Linked DNA regions of Homo sapiens: regions 2 and 3 are each linked to region 1. A link is an interaction called in ENCODE POLR2A ChIA-PET data of the cell type or tissue named here. Cell type or tissue: Caco-2. All regions are shown on one strand.

What was found. Peaks named below come from ENCODE experiments on the same cell type or tissue, not always from the same donor. Only the 100,000 strongest peaks of a DNase experiment are listed, where the experiment ranks them.
Region 2: POLR2A ChIA-PET joins it to region 1 with 10 read pairs; 2 of 35 experiments call an interaction of 5 or more read pairs at or near these places.
Region 3: POLR2A ChIA-PET joins it to region 1 with 27 read pairs; 2 of 35 experiments call an interaction of 5 or more read pairs at or near these places.

What each region holds. Positions count from the first base shown.
Region 1 is chr12:21,772,811-21,777,810 of GRCh38, forward strand. KCNJ8 (potassium inwardly rectifying channel subfamily J member 8) reads right to left here and starts at 1,896. Exons shown (of 3, transcript NM_004982.4): 1 at 1,736-1,896; 2 at 433-876. The coding sequence starts at 806. The region is part of intron 2 of KCNJ8-AS1 (KCNJ8 antisense RNA 1); the gene reads left to right. RefSeq lists enhancers at 254-1,252, 1,253-2,250 and silencers at 485-779, 2,093-2,310. In Caco-2, a CTCF peak has its summit at 623; DNase peaks (open chromatin) are centred at 591 and 2,131; H3K4me3 peaks cover 2,860 bases.
Region 2 is chr12:21,939,723-21,944,722 of GRCh38, forward strand. ABCC9 (ATP binding cassette subfamily C member 9) reads right to left here and starts at 1,704. Exons shown (of 40, transcript NM_020297.4): 1 at 1,478-1,704; 2 at 988-1,103. RefSeq lists an enhancer at 1,137-2,114. In Caco-2, CTCF peaks have their summits at 1,520 and 2,418; DNase peaks (open chromatin) are centred at 1,619, 2,059 and 2,489; H3K4me3 peaks cover 3,241 bases.
Region 3 is chr12:21,512,441-21,517,440 of GRCh38, forward strand. It overlaps GOLT1B (golgi transport 1B), which reads left to right. Exons shown (of 5, transcript NM_016072.5): 5 at 3,229-5,000. The coding sequence ends at 3,267. Among named protein-coding and RNA genes, the nearest start is that of SPX, 11 kb to the right of the region's middle. In Caco-2, no CTCF peak of the experiment used is centred here; no DNase peak of the experiment used is centred here.

The sequences.
Region 1 (5,000 bases):
TCATGGGTTAGAAGAGTCAAGAAAAATGTCCACTAGCACAATATTTTTTGTTGATCAGAGATATTTACCTGTGGGCACTGAAACTATGGACAACAGCTTTTTCATACTGAACTCAATGTGTGCGCTTTTGGAGTAAAGCACTCTGTGTAATCCTTTGAATTACAATTTTTTTTTGATAACTGGTATAACATTTTCAAGGCTAGTCCAAAGGACTGAAGCTCAGGTTTTCAGAGACTCTTCTCCATAAAGCTGCATTTAAAAAATACTTACTGTGTTAGGTGTTGTTCTTTATTGTGCTTTTTTGTTTCTGAAGATTCTAAAACAAACCCTTTATTTCACTTTCAATTAAATAACAGAATGATAAGAGAAAGGGCATTTTGACATTTTTTCTCTACTGTTTTCAACCCCTGCCTCATCCCACTACATTCTTACCTGACATTAGTCACACACACAGTGGACTCCAAACCACTTTTCTCCATTCCACTTTTCTCCATGTAAGCATAGATGTCCCCATGGGCAAAGGCCACCAGCCACCACATGATAGCGAAGAGCAGCCAGCTGCAGAGGAAGGACATGGTAAAGATGACCAGCGTGTGGCGCCATTTCAGGTCCACCAAGGTGGTGAAGATGTCCTGTAGAAAGCGTCCTTGCTCACGGATGTTCTTATGCGCCAGGTTGCAGGCCCCGCTCTTGGCGATGAAGCGGGCTTTGGGGAGGCGGTCTCGGATGCGCGGCTTGCGCAGGTTCTCTGCGGCGATGCGCGCCAGCACATACTCCTCCGGGATGATACTCTTTCTGGCCAACATCGTCCTGTCACCATAGCCAGCTTAGCCACCTCCCTCTCACCTGCCTCTCCGTCCCTGGACACCCGTCCTCCTGCACGAGGGAAACATTTATTAAAAACTTAAAAACCCACCCTATCCTCACCTCTTGGGTCCTTGTATTCAAGGATATGTCTGTACATGTGCGAGGTGACATGCAAAACCAAAAATGTGATTTTTACTAACCCAAACATGAATCTAGCTTGTGCTTGAGTTCTGGGATCTCAGAAAAATTACTTGGTTTTAATAAAAAGAACTGTTTCAATTTTTCTTATTCTGAGTACATATGGACATAGCCTTAGTTAAACAAAACCAGGAGCCTTCCGGTAAACAGCAGGCTCAAAGATAATTCTCTGCGATTAACCGCGTCTGTAAATTAGTGCAAGGCTACAGCACGTGGCGTCAGTCATGAAGATTAAGACCAGTTGGGTGCACGATCTACTTATTAAAGTACTTAGATGATGTAGCAATATTAAAAGTAAAGAGAGAAAATTCTTCCTCCGTTATTTTTAGAAGTAAGCAAAGGCCATGACTCCTTGCGCAGTCTAAATAACGTGTAATCTGACAAAATTATAATAAGTGGTGTGCTATAGAATTTATAAGTTATAAGAATTATTTTAAATGCGAAAGAAGTATGAGTTGCATCTAAAAAGAGTTAAAAAGGTTCCTGTGGAAATCATAATATTATAAATTGAAAACTTTTTTTTTTTTTTTTTTTTACAACGAAGGAATCAAATATACAAGGTGCGGGGGGGAAAAAACCCAAGACAACAGCCTGCGGGTTGCAGTAGGGAGTGTGCCCCGAAAAGTCCATCCATCACTGCAAGCCTCTGCGGTGTTTTGCATTTTAAATCATTTACGGGAACACGGACAGCCTCCCCCCTCCGCTCCCCCGGAGCAGCTTTGAAACTTACAGACTCCGGGTAGCGGGCGCGGCGGCTGGACCTCCTTGCACACGCCGGCGGGCCGCGGGCAGGTCCCTCGCTCTCCCATGCTGGCGCGCGGGACCAGGGGCCGCCCAGGCCGGAGGGACAAATTGGGGGCTGCGTGTCCTAAGGAGAAGAGTTAAAATAATAAAAGGTGCAACTGAATCTAAACGCAGGGAGGGCTAGAGGAAGGGGGATGGGTGTAGATCTTCCCCTCCCCCTGCTCAGCTCAACTCCCTTGGCCACTTCAGTGGAAGGAGGAGGGACTGGGGGGGCGGGGGCGGGGGGGCGATGCTCCACAAATCAGCCTCCCAGTTAGGGCTTTGACGCACGCCAGACCTCGGAAGCCGACGTTGTCGCGGAGTAGGGGGCGGGCGGGGAGGGGGCGAGCGCAAGTCCCCGGGAGGTAGGGAGCAGGCCAGAGGGAGGGACGACCCGGGGGAGGGCGGGACCTGCAGAGCCAGCTCCTTTCCAGTAGCCGCGACCCCCTGCCGCCAGCGTGACACACAAGTCTTTAAAAGGCTCTCTGCTCAGGGGAGAGAACTTTCTGACTCCAAGTTCACTGACGTAAGGAGATTTAATTTTAATTTTATTTTGTAATCTAGGTAGATAACTGGGCTACTTCATGATAACTGGGCTACTTCGGACTGAATAAAAGCAGAGAGGTCAGAAAATATTCTTCCAAAGCGTTCAAGCTGTGGGCACACACAATTATTTACATTAAATTTCCACCTGCTAGGAGAGATACAGGTGGAAGATGTTCTGAAACCCACTATAGTAAAGTATTTCTTCACCAGCCAAAGCCAGTTCTCAGGGAATTAAACACACACACACCTCAAAACAGCGACTGCCCCCCACCACCCCCGGCCCCTTAAGGAAAAGAAAGAAAAAAAGAAACCACTGACTGGCTCCCAATGAAGAAATTTTACCCCAAACAGGGACGGCCGTTAACACTTCAGCGCTGATAAGGCCAGGTCATTCGGTCCTCAGTAATTGGTTGCTTTCTGAAATGTTGCAGCTTCTTCCTCTGTCTAGATGGGTCTGAATGATAAAACAGCATTTGCGCACAAAAAAGGTTATACAATAAACATCTATAGCTTTTTGAAAAGGAGCCAGCGAAGACAAATGTGCTTTTTCCCACAGGTCAAGCCTCCTGATTTTGGCACTTGCGTTAATGGAAACTTTAATTCTTGGAAGTTCCACGTATTTTCCAAGACTCGAGCCGAAAGTGTATGGAGCATAAACAATGTATTCATTTAATTAGCCAAAGACCTAAAATTAGTCTTTAATGAAGGCAAATTAAGAACTTTTTTTTTCTCCTTGTGGTTAGATCTCCTTAACCCCTGTAAGCCCAGGATCCTAGTTTGTTAGTGGTAGTCCTCCTTTCTACTGTCATTAATTTTTGCAGTAATTTATGTAGTATAATAGTTTTACAAGTCTATGAAGAATCAGTTTGTATAGTCAATTCCCGCCATTGTTCTATTTTACCTTTGACTTTGTACACATTATTATTCATTATTTTAGCCTGGGGAACATTTACTGAACACCTTTGTAAGCTTTTTTTAGGTTTATGTGTCTAGAGATATATAAATATATGTCATAGTTGTTGCTTTTAAGAGGCAGACAGTTGTAGTAAGAGAGATATTCTCTAATACAAGCAGGGATGTGATTAGAATAGGAAAGGAAATTTTAAAATGTCATGGGAATTCAAATGAGAGATATTTAAGAGTAGGAGACTAAGGAAAAATCCATGGATTATTTGGCATCTGATCTAGGCTTTGTAAGCCTAGATATATTTAGGGTATACAGAAAAGCAGAGAAAAGACAGCCCACGTCAGCATTGATGAAGCCAAGTTGGCTACACAGCAGGATTGGACACTTGAGTTCAGTGCTCCCTGGGCAGGCGCTGTTACCACCTACTCTCAATACTTAATGAGATTTTCATGTACTCGTCACACCCATTCCCACCACTCCTGTACCCCCTCCCTTAAACTGGGGACTGCTAGAGGGCAAGGCTGTGACTTGTTCATCTTTGTAGCAAGGCCCTAGCACCATTTAAATTATAAATGGGCTCAAAAAATATTTTTGAATCAATGAATGAAAAATACAAAGTTGAAAAAGCATATTGGGGCCTTAAAAAATGCATAGACAGCCTTAAATGCTCAACAAAAGAAGCTGAGGAGTCCTCAGTATGTAGTGGTAAGCCATGGAAAGATTTTGATCAGAAAACTACACAATAAGAGCCTGTTTTAAGAGGATTGATCCAGAAGCAGAGAATATAATGGCTTTAAGGGTTGCATTTCTTGAGTATAGTCCCTCTGGGCTCCAAAATTCTGTAACTGGCAGAAGAGGGTGCTGGAAACTGTTACATTAATTAGAGAAGGAATGAGGTCTTGGGCTAATAGGTAACATCAGTGGGCACTATACAAATACATACAAAAGGAATGTTATACAGAGTCAATATTGGAAAAGGGAAAAGTCAGAGGTGACTGTGATGTTTATCATAGTAACAGAAAAATAATAAGAAAATTGGAATGAGAAGAGCTGAAGTACTGTGGAGAATTTATGAGAAGATTTGCAACAAAAAAATCCATATCTGAATTCTCTGAAAATTCTGTTCTTTTGGTATAATACATATTTCAGACTCTTTTTTTTCATTGAGATGTATTCTTCCAAATACGCAATTTTAAATCGTTTCAACTTGCTTTCATAACAGAATGTCATATTTTTATTAGTCAGTAATTTAACTTGATTGATTCAAAATCAGGGCACATAATAAAGATCAAATTTGAAGAAATTAATAAGTAAATGTTTGACAATAGTAGGCCTAAGAACAAATAGTAATCATTTTAAATGGTAAAGAATGTGTGCTATAAGAATATTACAGATATATATTTTTCTTTGTATTCCCTTTCTACATTGTTTCCTTAAGCAGTGTATGTCTTTGTCCTTCAACTAGTTTTTCTGCACTAAGTGGAAGCTGCATGAGAGCACATTGTTTAATATCACCACACACCCAGGGTCTCAAATTGTTCCGAGATCCCAAGAGTAGGTACTCAATAAATACTTGTCAAATGAAAAGAAGTAGGAATAGTGTTCAAAACATGGTATTTCTCTCTCTTGCATTTTCTCTCTCATCTCTCTCTACCCTTCATGGTTTTGCAACTATTTCTCAGAACCCACATAGGAAATGTGAACTTTTGGAATTCACTTTGAAGTCTGTTTCTATAGCTGTCTACAAAAATTTTCTTAT
Region 2 (5,000 bases), 170 kb after region 1:
AGTTGTTTATGAGAGGTGATAGAGTTGGAGAACTTGACTGAATAAACTTTAAAAACAAAGATCAAAGTGAAATTTTGCTTCTAACGTATGTCTATGGAGCAGAAAACATAAAATAGAAATACTCCTAATTATCTAACTTACGATTTCATGGCAAGAATCGCACCCTCAGTGTTTTTATTCCTCGAAATGCATTACATGAAATTCCACACATCTAGAACATATACATTTTGGATTTAGTTGGTGAATATAATACCTGACCTATCCAGTCTGTTGGTTCCTCTGCAAGACACGAGCAGTAGTTATCTGATTTAATTCTAAAAACACATTTAAGTGCTGAGGCATATAAGGTACACCATTTATTGTGGCCAGCCCTGTCCTTTGGAAATAGACTACAAGTAAAGCAAGTGAAAACTTGTCTTCCTTCCTGTTCACTTAGCAGAAAGCGTTAGTTCTGATCGAATAGCAATTGCAGAGAGTTTAAAATGCTGGAAACACCTGGAGAAAACATGCTAAATTTAAATAAAAGTTTTCATTCTTACATATAAAAGGATTCATTCTTTAATCGTTTAGAGATTAACCAAATTCTGTTATGAAAGAGAAGCAGGACATTTTAAAGAACTTAGGGCTTTATCATCATCTAGAGCATTTTCAGGATGGATGTCACTTGCAAAAACAAATGCTGTAATCACTTCTTTGAAGTTATTCAGTCCCTAGTTCATGAAATAAAAACTAGAAGATGTATAGCTAGTTAGCTAGCTACCATGGCTATAACTATGACAGATCCAAGTGGGAAAATCACTGGCAAAAATGACCACTGACTTCTGACTTAGTGCCTGATCTGAATCCACCCATTTACTCTTCAGTGGCTGTGAAGTACCATCCCACACCAAAAGAAATGTTGAAATTACTCAGTAGGTATTCCTTAGATACTGCAATGGGATTTTAAAAAAAATCCCAAACTGAACAAATAAAGCAAAAAATAAATACCTTGGGCAATAGCTTCACGCTGCTTCAAACCCCTGCCGGTGCACTTGAGCTACCTTCAAAACACCGACTTCCTACACTGTCTTAAGATGTAAATTTCAAACCCGGACGCAGAACTCCTAAAAAAAAGTAAAGAGTAACAAAAATTAAGCAGATAGAAAACTACTTCTTGAACATACAAGAATTGTCTACAAGAAAGGCGGTAATAATAACTCCTAATAATAATAACTCCTTTCACTGTTTCCAGTTGATTTGAGTAGGAGACGGCAGTTTTGAAGTAAAACTGGAAACCTGATCCCCACCCCTTCACTTCTCGAGCCGGGCCTCGTCCCTTAATTCTAGAAATAGCGATCGCGAAAGCTAAGTGCCGAGAAGTGCGAGAGAGTGCGAGGGCGTTTTTGGATAGCAGAAATGTTAGCTCAAAATCGACAACTTACAGTTATTCCTAAAAATGTTTAAATGGCATTCATGTAAAAGACACGGATTCACTTACTCCGATGACAGTTTTCCTCCCCTAGGCGAAGCACGCAGTGCGCCGGAACGGATTATTTTTAGGGTGGTGGGAGACCAGCTGCTGCCTCCTATCGAGTTTCTAAATTGCACAGACTGCTCTGGGCCGGGGCAGACACCGCGGCTGAGAAGCAGGAAACTGGGCAGAAGCCCCGCGCGCCGCGCCTGGGGCCGGAGACCTTCCCCATCCCTGCTCTGCTCAGCTTTGACTTGGGGCGGGCGCGACGCCGCGATTTTACAAACCCAAGTAATAGGCGTCCCCTTAAACTTCATTAGACACTGAAACTTGGAATATGATTCCATGATTCTCCGGAGTCGGGTTTTCAAACGTCAAAACACTCAAGGTATTCTTGTTTCTTTGTTTTGTTTTTCCATGCTCTGTAAGCACCCCTTTATTAGCCACGTAAGGAAGCGGATTTGGGGATTTCGCTGTTTCCCCCTGAACGGATCCGGGAAATGAAGGGCTCATTCTAGGTAGAGGCACCCACTGCTGGGTTATGAGTGCACGAATGTCTCACAGGAGCAAGGCTGGCTCAAGTCTAATTTTCCGCTTTTCCCCGGCGACCTAGAAAACTTGGTTTCTCTGGTGGACCAGCCGCCGCGCTATCGAAGGGCGACCCTTGCCCACCGTCCCCTAAAGTGAGACGCTGATTCCCATGGACTGCGTAAACAGTCACCCTCTTCTCCTGTTTCCAACCAGAGACATAATTAACTCTCGAGATAACGTGTTTATATTAAGATCACCCCACAACCACTCCCCCGCGAAACACAAGCCGTGAATTTTGTCCCCGACAACCCTCTTTAATTAACACCGGATTTTCTCAAGAGCCAGTTTTGAGTCAGCTTGAGATAAGCATTGTTTTCAGGAACTGTCGTATTTTAATAAAGGATGGTCAGCCGGGCGGACTTCTGCCCCTGAGGCTCCGCATGCCGTCCTCAAGGGGCGCCGCTGCAGGACTGCGGTCTGCTGGCGCTGGTCCCCAGATCTGAACCCTAAACACCGGTGGCCTCGTGGCCTGTGCGATGCAGGCCGACTCCAGCCCTGCCAGTCCCAGGGGATTTCTCCGCCGGCGCCCCACTCTTGGGAAGGTCGCTGCGCTTCCGGGTGAGTGCCTGACCTGCGTCAGCGGCTGGGACTTGAACCCGCGGCCGCTAGGAATCTGCGAGGCCATATGGGGCCGAAACCTGGGAGGGTCCGAAGACTCCGTTCCTGTGGCCTTTGAACGCTTGACAACTTTACCCTGGAGCTGTCTGCAGCGGCGCAGGGAAATAAGAGAGCGTTTCAACAGTGAGGATCCTGGTACTATGGATGCAGCCCAGGGTGGCCGGGTGAGCAAGCTGGACGCGAGGCCAGAGGCTCTCCAGGGCATCTATGGAGAGAGAACTGGAAATAGGGGGTGCCAATAATCCCAAGATGAAAACTCTTGAGTGTGACTACACAAAATGAAGTTTACTTGAGGATTATAAAAGAATATTACAATTCATTAAGGTCATTTACAATGTTTAAAAATCATGCTTATTGTAGAAACTTTGGAAGATGTGAAAGTGTACAGAGGAGATCAAGGAGCCCCCCGTAGATGCACCTGTGCACACACACCCATAAAACTACTGAAAACATTTTTTTTTATGTTTTAACAAACACAGGCGGTATGGTGCATTGATTAAGAGTGTGGACTAGGAAGGCAGCCTGCTCGATATCACATCCTGCTAGTTAGTTCAGAGACTGAACAAGTCACATAAACCCTCTGTGTATCAGCTTCCTCCTCTGTTTAATGGGACAATAAAGATAAATAATTTAAATAAATATAGAATAATTTTTAAAATAATTTAAATGGCTATATACTATTCCATTGAAAGGCTATACCATAAGATTCATTTTCCCGTTGTTTGACATGTATTTGCCCAATTTTACTAATATCTGTGATCATATGATGACCTTTTTTCATAAACTTTTTTTCTTTCTAACAAGTAATGTTTTAAGATAAATTATGTGAAAAATAATTACGGGATCAAAAGTGGTAGATATTTTTAAGGCTGTCAACATAGAATGCAAAATCACCCTTCTATGAAGTTCGTATTAAGTCCCCCAAATTGTATGAGATGAGCTATTACACTTATACTCAAACCAGCATTGGATATTGCTATTTTTTATTTTAAAAAAATATTTTAACTTGACAGATAATATTCAATTCTGTTATTCACATTCAACATTTCCCCACTATTGATTAATCTTTGTATCCCCTCTTTTGTGGCAGTTTGTTCACATACTTGTGTACCTCATGGGTCTTAATGAAGTTTACCATTTGTATAAATGTTTCATAAGAGTATACTAATCAAATGTTTAATAAGAGGATACTAATCCTGCTTCATATATGACACATTTTTCCCAATTTGTCATATTGTTAAAAAATGATAGTGCTGCTGCCTTTCAAAAAAGTAAGAAAAAAGTTTTCATGTGTTCTGTAAAGATTTATTAGAGCACACACTATGTGCTAGACATAGAAGCTAGTGATGAGTCAGATCTCTAGGGTCTATTGCACTTCATTGAACTTTCTCCTAAGGGAAATTTTACGTAGGCAAATTTGCTGCTTGTTGCCTTTGCAATGTATTAGAACACTTTAGTTAATAAATATTTACCTTCATTTATATTTGTTTAAAGGCTTTAGTAAAAATTTGATTTTGGAATTTATTTTGGCATACACTATGGGATGAAAATCTGCATTTATACTTTATTTGTTACACCAACACCATTTACTGAATAATCTTTTTCTTCTGCATTGTGGTGTAATACCACTTTTGTCATATACACATAATTAGTTCATAATAAGATCTGTTTCCGGGCTACCTATTCTGTTCAATTGATCTGTTTCAATTTTTTATTATATTGCTATGATTAGACTGATTTGATTATCAGAGATTAAATTATATTGTAACCCTGACAGTGCCAGTCCCCTTTTCACTCTTTTCAAAATTTTCAAAGCTCCTCTCTTTTGGGGATTTTATTGGAATTTCATTAAAACTAGGAAGTAATTTATAAAGAACATATTTTTAGTGCTTTGTCTCTTCACCCAGAAATGTAGTTTCCCATTTATTTGTCTTCCTTTTATCCCAGTATTAAATTTATACAGGTCTGTGCATATTTTGTAAAGATTGATCATACAAATTTCATATTTTTGTTTTAATATTTTGTACTGCTATTAAGGATGTACTATTTATTTTGTCCAAAAAAAGTATATTTATCTTATATCCAGACACTTTATTAAGACTTCTCAGTAATCCCAGAGCTATTTCACCCTGTTACCTTGACTTTCCAGAAATACGATTTCATCTGCAAATAGTGGTACCCTTCCATTTTAAAATACTTACAGCTTGTTTGCATTTTATCTCTAATCTTCATTAAATACATTCCAGAAGTGTTAAATAATACAAGAAGATAAACCATTGTTTCTTTCAGAAATATATACAATATATTTTTAAATCAACATTGTAAGTATAATTTTCATGAA
Region 3 (5,000 bases), 260 kb before region 1:
TTTGAGTAATTGATACTTGGTTAATTGCTGAGTTTTGTATTATGATATAGTTACTTCACATAGATCATGAGTACCATGAAGACCAAAAAATAATTATTGCTAAACCTATAAAATGTGAAATTTTGTTTTACCGTATCCATTTCTGGATCCATATTCTCTATTTTTTAATGTTACTCAGATTTGATATGCTATGCTACCTTTCTCTTTGAGAGTTCAGGGCATTTTTTATTTAACTTTTATATAATCTCTAATTTTAGAAGCAATAATGTAAAAAGGAAACCATTATTTCCTACAAATATTTTGTTTCTCAGACTGTATCACCAATAGACTAGATTCAGACAATTAAATAAGGCCGGGTGTGGTGGCTCACACCCTGCACTTTGGGAGGCTGAGGTGGGTGAATTGCTTGAGCCTAGGAGTTCGAGACCAGCCTGGGCAACATGGTGAAACCCCATCTCTACCCCCGCAAATACAAAAATTAGCTGGGTGTGATGGTATGCCTATAGTCCCAGCTACTCGAGAGACTGAGGTGAGAGGATTGGCTTGGGCCTAGGGGGTCAAGGCTGCAGTGAGCCATGATTGTGCCACTGCACTTTAGCCTGGGTGGGTGACACAGTAAGACCCTGTCTCAAAAAAAAAAAAAAAAAAAAAAGAGTTGAATAAAGCACTATTATACTGGGATTCAGATGGTAAGAGTCTATTCCCAGCTCTGTTTACAGTTTGAACAAGCTTGTCAAATTTGTTTTCCAGTGTGTGCCTTGGTTTCCACCTTGATAAAATAAAGGGAATCAAATCAGACAAGAGTTAAAGAGAATGTTTTCAAAGTTAACAAATAGAGTTTCTTCCTTTTATTCAATATTCATTCAACAAATGTTTCGTACTAAACTGCTACCTTGAAGGTTGTAACATCTTTTGGTGGAGTCTTAGAAGGCCATTCAGAATTCAGCTTATTTTTTGCCACCTTGGGAAAAGCTTTCCTGACTCCCTGTGGCTGACTCGGGGTGTGCTTCTATAACATTCCTGTGCACAACTCTATCATAGCATTTACCTCTGTTTTTTTCTTTGTTTTTGTTTTTTCTTAGAGAGAGTCTCAAACTCTTGGGCTCAAGCAATGCCCCCACCTCAGCCTCCCAAAGTGCTGGGATTACAGGTGTGAGCCACCACACCCAGCCTTACCTCTCATTTAATTGTCAAAAAAAAAAGGCTTCAGGCCATGCATGGTGGTTCACTCCTGTAATTCCAGCACTTTGGGAGGCCAAGGTGGAAGGATTGCTTGAACCAGGAGATCAAGGCTGTGTTAAGCGATGCTCACACCGCCACACTATAGCCTGGGCAATAGGGCAAAACCTTGTCTCAAACAAAAAAGAAAAAAGAGAAAGGAAAGGAGAAAGGGAGGCACTTCCATGTAAAACTACAGTCCTTGAGGGCAGAGACAGGTTGTATTTTAGTCATTGTTCTATCCCCAGTGACCCAGCATAATATCTGCCGTATAATGGAAACTCAAAATATTTTCTGCTAAGCAAGTGAGTGAAGGATGGCATTTTGTTGACCTCAGGGAACTTGCTCAATTTCAAGACAAGACCAGATGACTGTCTCTTAGCCTACCTCCTCAGTTTCAAAACTAAACAAAATCCTTAATTTCTAAAAGAATCTAGGTGATCTAGAATTCAGCTGAGTTGGCTACAATCCTTTTGGCTCTAGGTCAGACCCATATCAGAAGTATTCATATCCTTCTTTGGATTGGTTTCATAGATCCAACTCTGTCCTAAATAACTAGGATAAACTAGCTTTATAGGAAAACTTAAAAGACTACAAGTTCCAGTTAGGTTCAGGGAAGTTAATCAACTTTCTAAAGTTGTTCACAGATTTTTATAGATGTTTCTAGAGAGAAAGTTCATAGCATTTTATTGAATGCTCAAAGAGCTAAAGAATGGCTTACCTATGGAAGAATAAGTACCACTATAAGCCTAATCCCATTTCCATCCCCAGGGTAATTTTAGGGTCAGAACCTTACAGCCAAGACAATCTAAATATTTCAAGTTACCTTTGGAGAGAGAATATTGTGCTTTCTCTCCACTTAAATTTACCTTAAAATTCTAATAAATCCATGAATTCTTTGAGAGCAACTTTTAGTTTCAGTGGCCAGCCACCTGTTTGTGATAATATAACAAAATGTTGGAATGTAGGCTTATAGGGGTATACTCTGATTTCATTTGCATTAATCTGCAAATTCATACAGTGGTCAGTGTTATTTATACCTAGAATGGCTTTTGAATGTACTGAAACTTCTAGTTACAGAGTTGTAATCATTATTTGTGCCCTTAATTTAAGGATTCTCAAGAATTTGCATAAATGGACACCCAATACAATAGAATATGTTTCTTATCGTTATTCATCATGATAAGTGCTTATGTAAACATGTGAATCGTGAAACAAAATAAATGATCAGATGATTACTAGAATTTGATAGTATAACCACCTGGGTTATATAACTTTTAATGTCTCTACCAATTATATACAATATCAGTCTTTACATCACCATCTGGAATGTTAAAAAAAAAAAAAAAGCCCAACTGCTTTATGTTTGGGGTGGAGTAACCAAAGTAAATAACCACTTACAGTAATGTGTGTTAAAATTTATATTCAATAATTATAAATTTATGCTTACATCATTAAATCTATCTTTAATGTCATTACCACTTTCAATCCAAAGTCCAGAATACACATTTAAAGTATTTTTAGTCAATAACTGTTGTTAACTATTGAACTTAATGGAGTTAAATCTGTTTGTCCAAAGACTACATAGGCCCAGAAGAGATCCACAGTAATGGTCAGTTGAAATATCTTATTGGGTTCATTAATGCATGAATGGCTGACATTTCAGTTTTTTTTATGTTTTTATTTTTTATTTTTTGTTAAGCTAGCAGTGTTATCTTCATCTTATACAATTTCTTTATTCATTGTGTTGCATTTTTCATGTTGCACCCTTAAATTCATATGTATAACATGTCATGCAAAAAACAACTTTTAGAAAAAAAAATTTTATACACGTTTATGTATCAGAAGATGATGGTGAGTAGTACTGGATTAGTCATTGTCAGTCATACCTTAAATTTCCACAACTCTTCTTGTAAGGCTGGGTTTTTAAAATCAACATTTTAAATATTGATATAATGTTTTATAATGTTCCGGGCTTTCTTTAATTCTCTGTTTTTCTTCTCCTTACAGTTTGTAGATAAAGTTGGAGAAAGCAACAATATGGTATAACAACAAGTGAATTTGAAGACTCATTTAAAATATTGTGTTATTTATAAAGTCATTTGAAGAATATTCAGCACAAAATTAAATTACATGAAATAGCTTGTAATGTTCTTTACAGGAGTTTAAAACGTATAGCCTACAAAGTACCAGCAGCAAATTAGCAAAGAAGCAGTGAAAACAGGCTTCTACTCAAGTGAACTAAGAAGAAGTCAGCAAGCAAACTGAGAGAGGTGAAATCCATGTTAATGATGCTTAAGAAACTCTTGAAGGCTATTTGTGTTGTTTTTCCACAATGTGCGAAACTCAGCCATCCTTAGAGAACTGTGGTGCCTGTTTCTTTTCTTTTTATTTTGAAGGCTCAGGAGCATCCATAGGCATTTGCTTTTTAGAAATGTCCACTGCAATGGCAAAAATATTTCCAGTTGCACTGTATCTCTGGAAGTGATGCATGAATTCGATTGGATTGTGTCATTTTAAAGTATTAAAACCAAGGAAACCCCAATTTTGATGTATGGATTACTTTTTTTTGTAAACATGGTTAAAATAAAACTTTTGTGGTTCTTCTGAATCTTAATATTTCAAAGCCAGGTGAAAATCTGAACTAGATATTCTTTGTTGGAATATGCAAAGGTCATTCTTTACTAACTTTTAGTTACTAAATTATAGCTAAGTTTTGTCAGCAGCATACTCCGGAAAGTCTCATACTTCTTGGGAGTCTGCCCTCCTAAGTATCTGTCTATATCATTCATTACGTGTAAGTATTTAACAAAAAAGCATTCTTGACCATGAATGAAGTAGTTTGTTTCATAGCTTGTCTCATTGAATAGTATTATTGAAGATACTAAATGATGCAAACCAAATGGATTTTTTCCATGTCATGATGTAATTTTTCTTTCTTCTTTCTTTTTTTTAAATTTTAGCAGTGGCTTATTATTTGTTTTTCATAAATTAAAATAACTTTTGATAATGTTTACTTTAAGACATGTAACATGTTAAAAGGTTAAACTTATGGCTATTTTTAAAGGGCTATTCATTTAATCTGAGTTTTCCCTTATTTTCAGCTTTTTCCTAGCATATAATAGTCATTAAGCATGACATATCCTTCATATGATCACTCATCTTGAGTTAATTAGAAAATACCTGAGTTCACGTGCTAAAGTCATTTCACTGTAATAAACTGACTGTGGTTTCTTAAGAACATGACACTAAAAAAAAAGTGTTTTTTTTCCACCGTTGCTGATTATTAGACAGTAGGAAATAGCTGTTTTCTTTAGTTTTACAAGATGTGACAGCTTTAGTGGTAGATGTAGGGAAACATTTCAACAGCCATAGTACTATTTGTTTTACCACTGATTGCACTGTTTTGTTTTTTTAACAGTTGCAAAGCTTTTTAATGCATAAAAGTATAATTGAAATCTGTGGTATTTATTTACAAACATGTCTACAAAAATAGATTACAGCTTATTTTATTTTTAGTTAAATCTCTTAATACACAGAGAACTCCCAATCTTGCTCATCTAAATAAGGAAAGACTTGGTGTATAGTGTGATGGTTTAGTCTTAAGGATTAAGACATTTTTGGTACTTGCATTTGACTTACGATGTATCTGTGAAAATGGGATGATATTGACAAATGGAGACTCCTACCTCAATAGTTAATGGAATAATAAGAGGCTACTGTTGTGTCTAATGTTCTTCAAAAAAGTAATATCCTCACTTGGAGAGTGTCAAATACATACT